2 separate regions of the Homo sapiens genome follow, and region 1 is linked to region 2. A link is a contact called in ENCODE Hi-C or POLR2A ChIA-PET data. All regions are on one chromosome and are shown on one strand. The core of a region is the stretch at or near the end of the contact, and the rest is flanking DNA. Distances in the headings are between cores, read along the strand shown.

What was found. Hi-C counts contacts between places; a loop is a spot of excess contacts on that map. ChIA-PET counts read pairs that join two places held with the same protein, here RNA polymerase II (POLR2A).
Region 1: a map with no recorded cell type shows a loop between it and region 2 (2.6-fold over the local background). The contact joins the promoter of OR8U1 here to the promoter of OR8I2 in region 2. A Hi-C loop is called at or near these places in 1 of 37 single-sample maps with no recorded cell type. POLR2A ChIA-PET finds 5 or more read pairs at or near these places in 1 of 52 experiments (activated T-cell).

What each region holds. Positions count from the first base shown.
Region 1 is chr11:56,372,467-56,377,385 of GRCh38, forward strand. OR8U1 (olfactory receptor family 8 subfamily U member 1) reads left to right here and starts at 3,158. Exons shown (of 1, transcript NM_001005204.1): 1 at 3,158-4,087. The coding sequence starts at 3,158. The coding sequence ends at 4,087.
Region 2 is chr11:56,089,312-56,094,576 of GRCh38, forward strand. It overlaps OR8I2 (olfactory receptor family 8 subfamily I member 2), which reads left to right and starts at 3,997. Exons shown (of 1, transcript NM_001003750.1): 1 at 3,997-4,929. The coding sequence starts at 3,997. The coding sequence ends at 4,929.

The DNA.
Region 1 (4,919 bases), core at 1,908-4,407, 280 kb after region 2:
TGGAAGAATTGGATACACATTTCATAGAAAGCTATTTGTGAGAATTTTCAAAAAAGATAGTTAGCTACCTGCCTTTCAAAGCCAATATTGAAGATTGACACTAAATCTACAACAGCAAATATATTTTGTAAAACATAAAAATATAGTAATGTTTTTAAAGTTAGAGGACCCTTAATAATGTCATACTAAAAACAGCTTCACATCTGCAGTTATTTAAAAACAGATCAGGTCAATAAATCTTTAGCCTGCCTTGCAATTCCAATGAAGTACAGACTGTAATTTTTATGATACTCTTACTTGCTTCATACTCTGGAACAAGATCCTTTGGGAAAGAGACACTAACAAAAACCACATAGTCATTGCTATCCACACCTATTATGAGGAGAAATACAAGTATCCTCTTCCCAGGTAGAATAGAGCATATTTCAAGATGGTGGGCTTTGACTCATTTATAGCTAATACATTTGCTATATTAACTCGAGATAAGTATTTTTAAAATTAAAGAGTGCCGTACAATAATTAGAGAAAAATCATTACGAGTACATTTTATAAAATAAAGTGTTTTCTCTGGTTTTATTTTAATTTTATATGTGGGTATGCATTGTGATTTTAAAATATTTCTTATTAGATTGAAGTAACTAAAAATTCCTGTTTAGAATTTTTAAAAATGTTTGGAAATAAACAGTTCCGTTATTGACCAAATTATACATTCTATGCCCAAACTCTGCTTTCCCCTCTTGCAGTAGCTAGAAATTTTACCCAGGATTAGTGGGGCATTCGTTAGACATTACTAATATGTCTCTAGAGATATTTTCCAAAGAAAATAATATAACCTAGGGGCAAGGGGAAGAAATATTCAAATGTCATTCCAAAATTAATCTTTAATTCCCCATCATCTAACATCTAGAAGAGACTACATTAGGAAATGAATAAAAACAGCGTGATTTTCAACCACAAAGGGTCTAAAGTCTATCAGGGGAAGATATATGGAAACAGATGGTTGTAATAAGAGATGAAATATAGATTAGGTATGTCTAAAATGTTTTTGGAAGACAAATATGAAAGCTGTTAACATGGGAAGGAAAAATTAAGTAGCTCTTCATAGAAGTGTGATATTTCAGCAGAGCTTGAAAGATAAGTAGGAGTTTCCATTTTCACTGTCTATTTTTCTGTAAAGAAAGAAACTAGGAATGGCAAGATTAAAAATAGAGAAGTATGGAAAGGCATTTTGTTATTGACAAATTGAGACCAATCATTAATTGAAACAATGGATGCTCCTGCTGACTGGAGAGTTGAGTGGAACCGGGATAATAAAAATATTCAGAGATGATACTATAAAAAGTCACATGTCCTTTCAAATATAATGCATGCTCTCCTTTGGATTCAAAGTAAAATAGTTTGTGTGCACACGTTTCAGGGTTTTGTGTTTTACAGGTGGAGAAAAACGAATGATAAGAAAAGAGACCAGAAATATAGGGTAAAGTTGGATAACGCTTGCTTTCTTTCCAGCCTGGACTACTATCTATTCTTTCACTGCTCTATCTTCAGACTCTATGCACGCTCTGAAAATTAATAGTCCCCACTATATATTATTGAATAAAGAACTGAATGAATTGAAATAACCTTCTACAAGAGTAGCAGTTAGACAAAATCCAGGAAAATGTTAAGGATAGAATGTTCAGTCTTGGTTACAGATTACAGTGGGTGGTATAGCTAGGAACTGTTAAAGGTAAGTTGCTTATCTACTCATGTTAGTGAAAATGGTTCAGTGTGTGGGGACTAGTGTGTAGGTTTTGAAACTGTGCTTGTAACTACTAGTAGATCTTAAATCCACTTTTTAGGATCCCAAGAAGCATTGTTTGAATTAAATAGAATGGAACAGATTACGCTAGAAAACGAAAGAATATGTAATACAAGCGGATGTCAGGGAAGCAAAAGTATTATTCTCAATATATCTATTAGTTCCATGCCATCTTATAACAAGTATTTATTTCTATAGTTTGTCATAAAAAAGTTTGAGTCTGAAAGTTAGTCTTCTTGAGAAGGGTTTGGTCTGAGCAGTGCAAAGACCAAAAATTCTCTTTTTACTTACCTCCCTTTTCTCTTTTCTTTTTCCTATTTTAACTCAAAATTGACGTTCAGTTTTTAACATGCAATTAGAGATTTGGAATTTATGGGTTCCTATGTCCTTATCCATCAATTTCCATGTTGCTATAATTAGACATTAATGTTCCATCTGTATTAGGGTTTTAGGATATCTAGTATATACTTACATATTGCATATCTAATATGTATCTTATACATATAATAAATATAATTTATTTAGAATAAAATTAAGGTAAATAAGTATTTTTTGAAAGTTACTACTTACCACATTATGTTGCTCAATAAATATGTTTATTAATACAAAACACAAATAACTGAAATGGATTCTTTGATTAATTGAGCAGAAGTAAATACTCAAGAGCTATTAGTAAACTCTGAAGAACAGTGAAGAAACACAGGCTCTTATTTTATTTATATATTTATTTGCATAGTAATTTTCAAAGCGTGAAATTTATAAGTTTTTAAGGAAAGCTCTATTTTCCATTACTAGATATAATGGTGGGAGAGAGAAGAAAGAGGAGTTGAGAGACATGATATTTGATACTATTTGGGTATTCAATAATTCAATTTTAAAATTATCCAAAATGAATAAGAAAATGATGATACACAACATTAAATAGAGTAGGAAAACAAAAATTAATGCAAAAAATGTAATTAAATCAGTTTTTTAATAAAAGATAAAAAAGCAGACATAAACTGAATGTAAAGAAACATAAACTTCCAAATCTCTTAGAAAGCAAATATCAATTTTACTCTAATTTACAGGATAAGATTATGTGAGGATTCATTCCCTACATTCATGTAAGTTCATGCTTTAGATATAAAGATGTTTATACGGTGTTATATTCTTTTTGCTCTCCATCACATTTCCAGAATTCCAGTATGCTAACAATCATTATATTAGTTAAATAAATTAATAAATAAATCTAATTAATTAAACTCTTTACAATACAATAAATATAAAAACACCACATATAGGATTTACAGTATTAAAATATGACTTAGACTTAACTCTTTTCTCTACTTCCACATTTAGATGGCCAGAAAAGATATGGCTCACATCAATTGCACCCAGGCGACAGAGTTTATTCTTGTGGGCCTCACAGACCATCAGGAGTTGAAGATGCCCCTCTTTGTGCTATTCTTATCCATCTACCTCTTCACAGTGGTAGGCAACTTGGGTTTGATCCTACTCATTAGAGCGGATACAAGTCTCAACACACCAATGTACTTCTTTCTTAGCAACCTAGCTTTTGTGGATTTCTGTTACTCTTCTGTCATTACACCCAAAATGCTTGGGAATTTCTTGTACAAACAAAATGTTATATCCTTTGATGCATGTGCTACTCAACTGGGCTGCTTTCTCACCTTCATGATATCAGAATCCTTGCTACTGGCTTCCATGGCCTATGACCGATATGTGGCCATTTGTAACCCTCTATTGTATATGGTTGTAATGACTCCAGGAATCTGCATTCAACTTGTAGCAGTTCCTTATAGCTATAGCTTCCTAATGGCACTATTTCACACCATCCTCACCTTCCGCCTCTCCTATTGCCACTCCAACATTGTCAACCATTTCTATTGTGATGACATGCCTCTCCTCAGGCTAACTTGCTCAGACACTCGCTTCAAACAGCTCTGGATCTTTGCCTGTGCTGGTATCATGTTCATTTCCTCCCTTCTGATTGTCTTTGTCTCCTACATGTTCATCATTTCTGCCATCCTGAGGATGCATTCAGCTGAGGGAAGACAGAAGGCTTTCTCGACGTGTGGCTCTCACATGCTGGCAGTCACCATATTCTATGGGACCCTCATTTTTATGTACTTACAGCCTAGCTCTAGCCATGCCCTGGACACAGACAAGATGGCCTCTGTCTTCTACACAGTGATCATTCCCATGTTGAATCCCTTAATCTATAGCCTCCAGAATAAGGAGGTGAAAGAAGCTCTGAAGAAAATCATTATCAATAAAAACTAGAGTTTTGTGTTTATAAAATTAAGAAAGTAACTTGAGTAAGGAAAAATGGACTTCTTTCATGGTATGATTTTTTTCCCAGTATAAGTTATCAGGATCCTTGTTTCTCAATATGTGATGTATACATATATTTTCGCTGTGTAATACAATTTTCTAGAGAATTTCTCTTAGAACGTTAGGTATAAAAGTAACTATAAGAATTTACAACACTTCTCTTATTTTTCAAGTGGAAAATATATTAAAATTATTAATTTTCTTGCATAATATTTTATACCAATTTTCCTATTTCTCAAATGAAGAATGCATAAAAAGTCATCATCAAGATATATAATTAGTTATGTGCAGAGCACAGACAAAAGTTAACTCCTCTCCCCGTCCATCCCCAGTTCAGGATTCTGAAGCTGTATTTACAATATCCCACGTGAAAAATAAAGACACATAGTCTAAACATTTTCTTTCTCAATTCCTAATTTTTTGAAAAAATACATGACAATATAAAAATGTCCTATATTTATGCATTTAACATATTGTCTTTATTAATACAAAGAGTACTGCTTTCTAACCTCACCTATGTTACTGACTGAATGTACCTTCTACTTCCTGGAAGTCTTGTTCTGTCTCTGAAGACTAACTCTCTAAGAGAACTGCTTTTCTTATGCCTACAAGATCTCATTATACTTTTTCCCAAAATGTAAATAATGTAACTCAGGGATAGAATTCTGGAGGGAGGAGGGGAGGGCATTATAATTCAAACAAATATATTCACAGTCATTGAAACATCATAAATCATTTTTCCAGTAACAAGGATTATATACAGTTGTGCACAGCAAAGCTC
Region 2 (5,265 bases), core at 2,747-5,246:
TAAAAAAACTATCACAGTCATGAAAGAAAAGGGAAGACTATAGAACAGGAACAGACTCCAATAGCCTAAGCAGGCAGGACAATAACCACAACATGGCATCCTGGATTGGATCCTGGAAGAGGAAAACAGGACTTTAGTGGAAAATTTAGTAAAATTATTAAATCTGTAGTTCAGCTAATATTATCTTATCAATATAAATTTCTTAAGTATTAATATTCACACTGTGATTAATTTTAACATTAGTAAAGCTAGAAGAAGTGTTTATAAAAAATCTGTTGGTCTAAAGTTATTTAATAAAAAAGTTAAAAAGAGTTGATTGACAGAAACCAAAATAGATGTATAGAAAAAATGTAAATTCAATTGATCAAGTAGTTATTAAATGTCTATTTATCTTGTAATATGGTCAACAATAGTCCCTATATCAACTGTGTATTTGTGACCACTATACATATTAGTTCACCAAATATCAGAACATTAAATAGCTGAGACAAAATTTGAATCTTGAAAGAGGCAATTAACACTAGGTAGTGTGAAAGGAGAAATATTATTTTCATGTTTCACACAAAGCATAATGCCTGTCATCCAACGGCTGCTTAATCAATTTGTGTTGAACAAATAAGTAAGAGGGTAGATGAAACATTGACATTGCAGGTGTACAACCCAATTCTTTCAAAGTTTTATTTTCTCAAGTTGCGCACTTAGTGGGGGAAGAAATTACTGTAGTCTCTCCTTATCCTCAAAGAACCTACGACCCCCAGTGGATACCTGAAATTGCAGATAGTATCCAACTCGATATATACTGTTTTTTTTTCCTGTACATACATACTTGAGATATAGATTAATTTTAAATTAGACACAGTAAAAGATTAATAACAATAACTACTTATAAAATGGAATCATTATAACAATACTCAGAAAAGCACATTTAAACCTATGAATTGTCTATTCCTGAAGGTTTCCTTTTAATATTTTCAGACTGATTGACCAATGGTAACTGAAACAACAGAAAGTAAAACCACAGATAATGGGAGCCTACTGTATACCATTTATTTTGTCCTAATATCTGATAATATTGAGCATCAGTAAGTGATATGGCACGTCTATAATAGATTCCCTTTTTTAAAATCTCTAATATTAGAGATGGTTTCTATCACTACAAAAATATACATTTTTTTTCCTGTAAGGAATCTGTTGTGTTTCATTATGTAACACTAGGGAGAGATTTGTTAAAAGATACAAAATTTCAGCTAAATAAGAAGAATGTGTTCTATTGTTCTGTACTACTGTACAATGACTATAGTTAACAATAATGTATTATGTAGTTTCAAATAGCAAGAAGGAGGATATTGAATATTCCCAACAAAAAGAAATGATAAATGTTTGAGATGATAGATATATATGATCTGATCACTGTATATTATGTATTTTAAAACATCACTATGTACTCCCAAGAATATATACAGCTATTATTTGTCAATTAAAAAATAAGCCCTTTTAAAATATAAGTGATATAAGAGACTGTAACAATCACAGTAGAAGAAGAATTTCATTAGACAAGTCTGTGAGATCCTTCCAAGCTAGTATTTGTCAAAGTATAAGCCATGTAATGTGGGGCATTTTGAAAAATTTAATTTTATGGGTCAACATCAGACCTAATAAACCAGAATCTATACAGTAGTGTAGGCTAGGAAGCTGCTTTGAAACCAACAAACACAAGAGATAATGTGAATACAATTGTGGGAAATATTGTATTTACTCATAAATTGAGCATTAAATGGAGAACATGACTTTGATTTGTACCGCAGGTTTCTTGTTCATTTTCCTAGATGGCATACTTATTATCAGACAATGATACTACGTATATACCTTTAAGCACAATTAAAAATAATTGAATGCCTGAGTTAAAAGTAGACACATCCATGTTTGTTGACATAGATGGTAATATAATTTCAACACATGTTAACAGCATTAAATCAGTGAGTAGGAAAGCTTACTTCCATTTCATGGGAGGGTTATCTGGGAAACAGACAAATGCTATCTGAGATTCCCTAATATCATATGTCTCCTTTAGTTTCATAATAATTTAGTGTTTCATACATGTTTCACGTCTATATATCTACCAATAACATTAAAATAACATGATTTTTAAAACGAAATCAATTGATTTTTTCAATGTGTCTGCTGCCGTTTAACTGAAAAACACAAAAATGAGGAATATATATTTCCTAATGCTTCCATTAGAGATATACCCTAGGCAAATTAAGAATAGACCCTGGAGTATGATTAAAATATGAATCTCAAGAGATCAAAGATGCTAATTGAACAACATTTTTATTAGGTGAGTTTGAGGAAAAGTTGCAGGTATAAGAATACTGCTTAACACATGAGCTTTCAAAAGAAAATCTTTTGTCATGGGATTGCTTTAGAAATACACTAAGACAAAAACAATTCTAAATAGGAATCCAGACTTGAGCAAAAAATATAAATTTTTAATTCTCAAGAATGTGCACAAAAAACAAGTTAACAAGAAGTTAATTTGGCTCTTATTTCTAGCCTATCAATGAAAGGTAATATATACAGTACCTAATACTATCATCAAAACCATCAACATTTTTTCATCAACATCATAACATTTAGGGTCCATTATACAGGAAATAGAGCTCTATACTAAATAACAACTTTTGTTATTTGATATTTAGCATTGTAGATGAGGCAAAAATAATGAACTTGAAAATAAGTGAAAGATTGCTGAAACATAGGATGTTTCCTCTGGGTGACTGAATCCCAGGTACATCTAATTTTCTCATCTGCTTTTTCCTAAAATTTGTGTGTCTGTCTGTCTGTGAGTATAGTTTGCATGTTTCTCACATTGGGAAACTTGTTATTTTTTTAATGTCTGCATCTTACATTAGGCTTTAAGAAAAATGCCCTTCATGACAGGCAAGACAAAATGCCTTCATTGAATAAATGCTTGTCAAGTAAATGAATGGATAAATAGGAACACTGTGACCATGGAACACATTAAATGATTAAGTACATGTGATATATAATAAGAATAATATGTTATATTATTATTATTGATAATAATTATTATCAAGTCCCATTTGGTTACTCAAGGAGAGTGCTAAATGTCTAAACAAAGGTGATTATTTAACTTTGCTTGGCGGGCTAGTTTCAAATGCATTTATTCGTCATATATTTATGTTAAGTTAATTAGGCAATAAAGTTCTTTAGTTTCTAGCATGCCCACCTTATAATTTAATTCTTATTTTTAAATGTAACAAATCAGGTTTGTTTTACTGTTTTTAACATTTATTTATATCATTGTCTTAAAAACTGCTGTTCAGCAATGAATTGGCTAGCACCTGATGTCATAGATTAATATATGCAATATATCTAGAAACAATCATGTTGTTTGAACAAACATACATGAAAGAATTTAAACTATGTTATAGATGAAGGCCCTCATTTGGTCTTATCTCACTGAATTTTTTATTAGATAAACTGCTCTATTCATTAGATACAATTCATTTTGTTAGATAACTTGCTATATTTATTAGATACAGATTGATTTCATTAGATAAGTTGCTATATTCATTAGATACAATTAATTTCATTTGATAATTTGCTATATTTGTTAGATACAATTGATTTCATTAGATAAATTGCCAGACCCAATGACAGACAGGGGTAGAGAATGGTACATCTTAGGAGGAATTTCTACACATCTTTCCAGACATGTATTTTTTAGTCTACACAATCGTGAATTTGAGTTTTTTTCTGTATTAATGTCTGTAAGTTTTCAGTTTTATAAAAAATAAAAATTATCCGTAAATCTCTAGCTAACTTCAGGTCATTAAATTTTACTTTCCATTTGTAAAACTTTCATGATTGGAGTCTAAGTCAAATTTGATTATAGGGCCTTTAGATTTGAATCCTTCTCTAACTTTCCTTATTGTTATTCAGCAGGTAAGTCAAAGGCCTGAGTTGATGTAAATGGCTGGCAACAATTTCACTGAGGTTACCGTCTTCATCCTCTCTGGATTTGCAAATCACCCTGAATTACAAGTCAGTCTTTTCTTGATGTTTCTCTTCATTTATCTATTCACTGTTTTGGGAAACCTGGGACTGATCACGTTAATCAGAATGGATTCTCAGCTTCACACCCCTATGTACTTTTTCCTGAGCAATTTAGCATTTATTGACATATTTTACTCCTCTACTGTAACACCTAAGGCATTGGTGAATTTCCAATCCAATCGGAGATCCATCTCCTTTGTTGGCTGCTTTGTTCAAATGTACTTTTTTGTTGGATTGGTGTGTTGTGAGTGTTTCCTTCTGGGATCAATGGCCTACAATCGCTACATAGCAATCTGCAATCCCTTACTGTATTCAGTAGTCATGTCCCAAAAAGTGTCCAACTGGCTGGGAGTAATGCCATATGTGATAGGCTTCACAAGCTCGCTGATATCTGTCTGGGTGATAAGCAGTTTGGCGTTCTGTGATTCCAGCATCAATCATTTTTTTTGTGACACCACAGCTCTTTTAGCACTCTCCTGTGTAGATACATTCGGCACAGAAATGGTGAGCTTTGTCTTAGCTGGATTCACTCTTCTTAGCTCTCTCCTTATCATCACAGTCACTTATATCATCATCATCTCAGCCATCCTGAGGATCCAGTCAGCAGCAGGCAGGCAGAAGGCCTTCTCCACCTGCGCATCCCACCTCATGGCTGTAACTATCTTTTATGGGTCTCTGATTTTCACCTATTTGCAACCTGATAACACATCATCGCTGACCCAGGCGCAGGTGGCATCTGTATTCTATACGATTGTCATTCCCATGCTGAATCCACTCATCTACAGTCTGAGGAACAAAGATGTGAAAAATGCTCTTCTGAGAGTCATACATAGAAAACTTTTTCCATGACAAATTTATGTATGTTACAATTAAAACAAAGGTGGATGGCTTCAGGAATTCAGTTATGCCAACAACTAGGAAAATAGTAGAGTAACCTCAAAAAGCATAACACAAACTAAATGAGAACTTAGAGTCTTGAAGTTTGTGAATTGAATTATTATTTCATTTGTTTATATGGACCACTAACTCACTGTATTTGGAGGTCAATTCGGCATATAAATTATTCAGACATAGACATGTACAAGGAAATAAGAGGCACCTGAACATGCATATATAAGCATGCCATCACACTGAAACATGTTTAAAATTATTACATTAAGAACATGCAATTTTTGTCATTCTGTG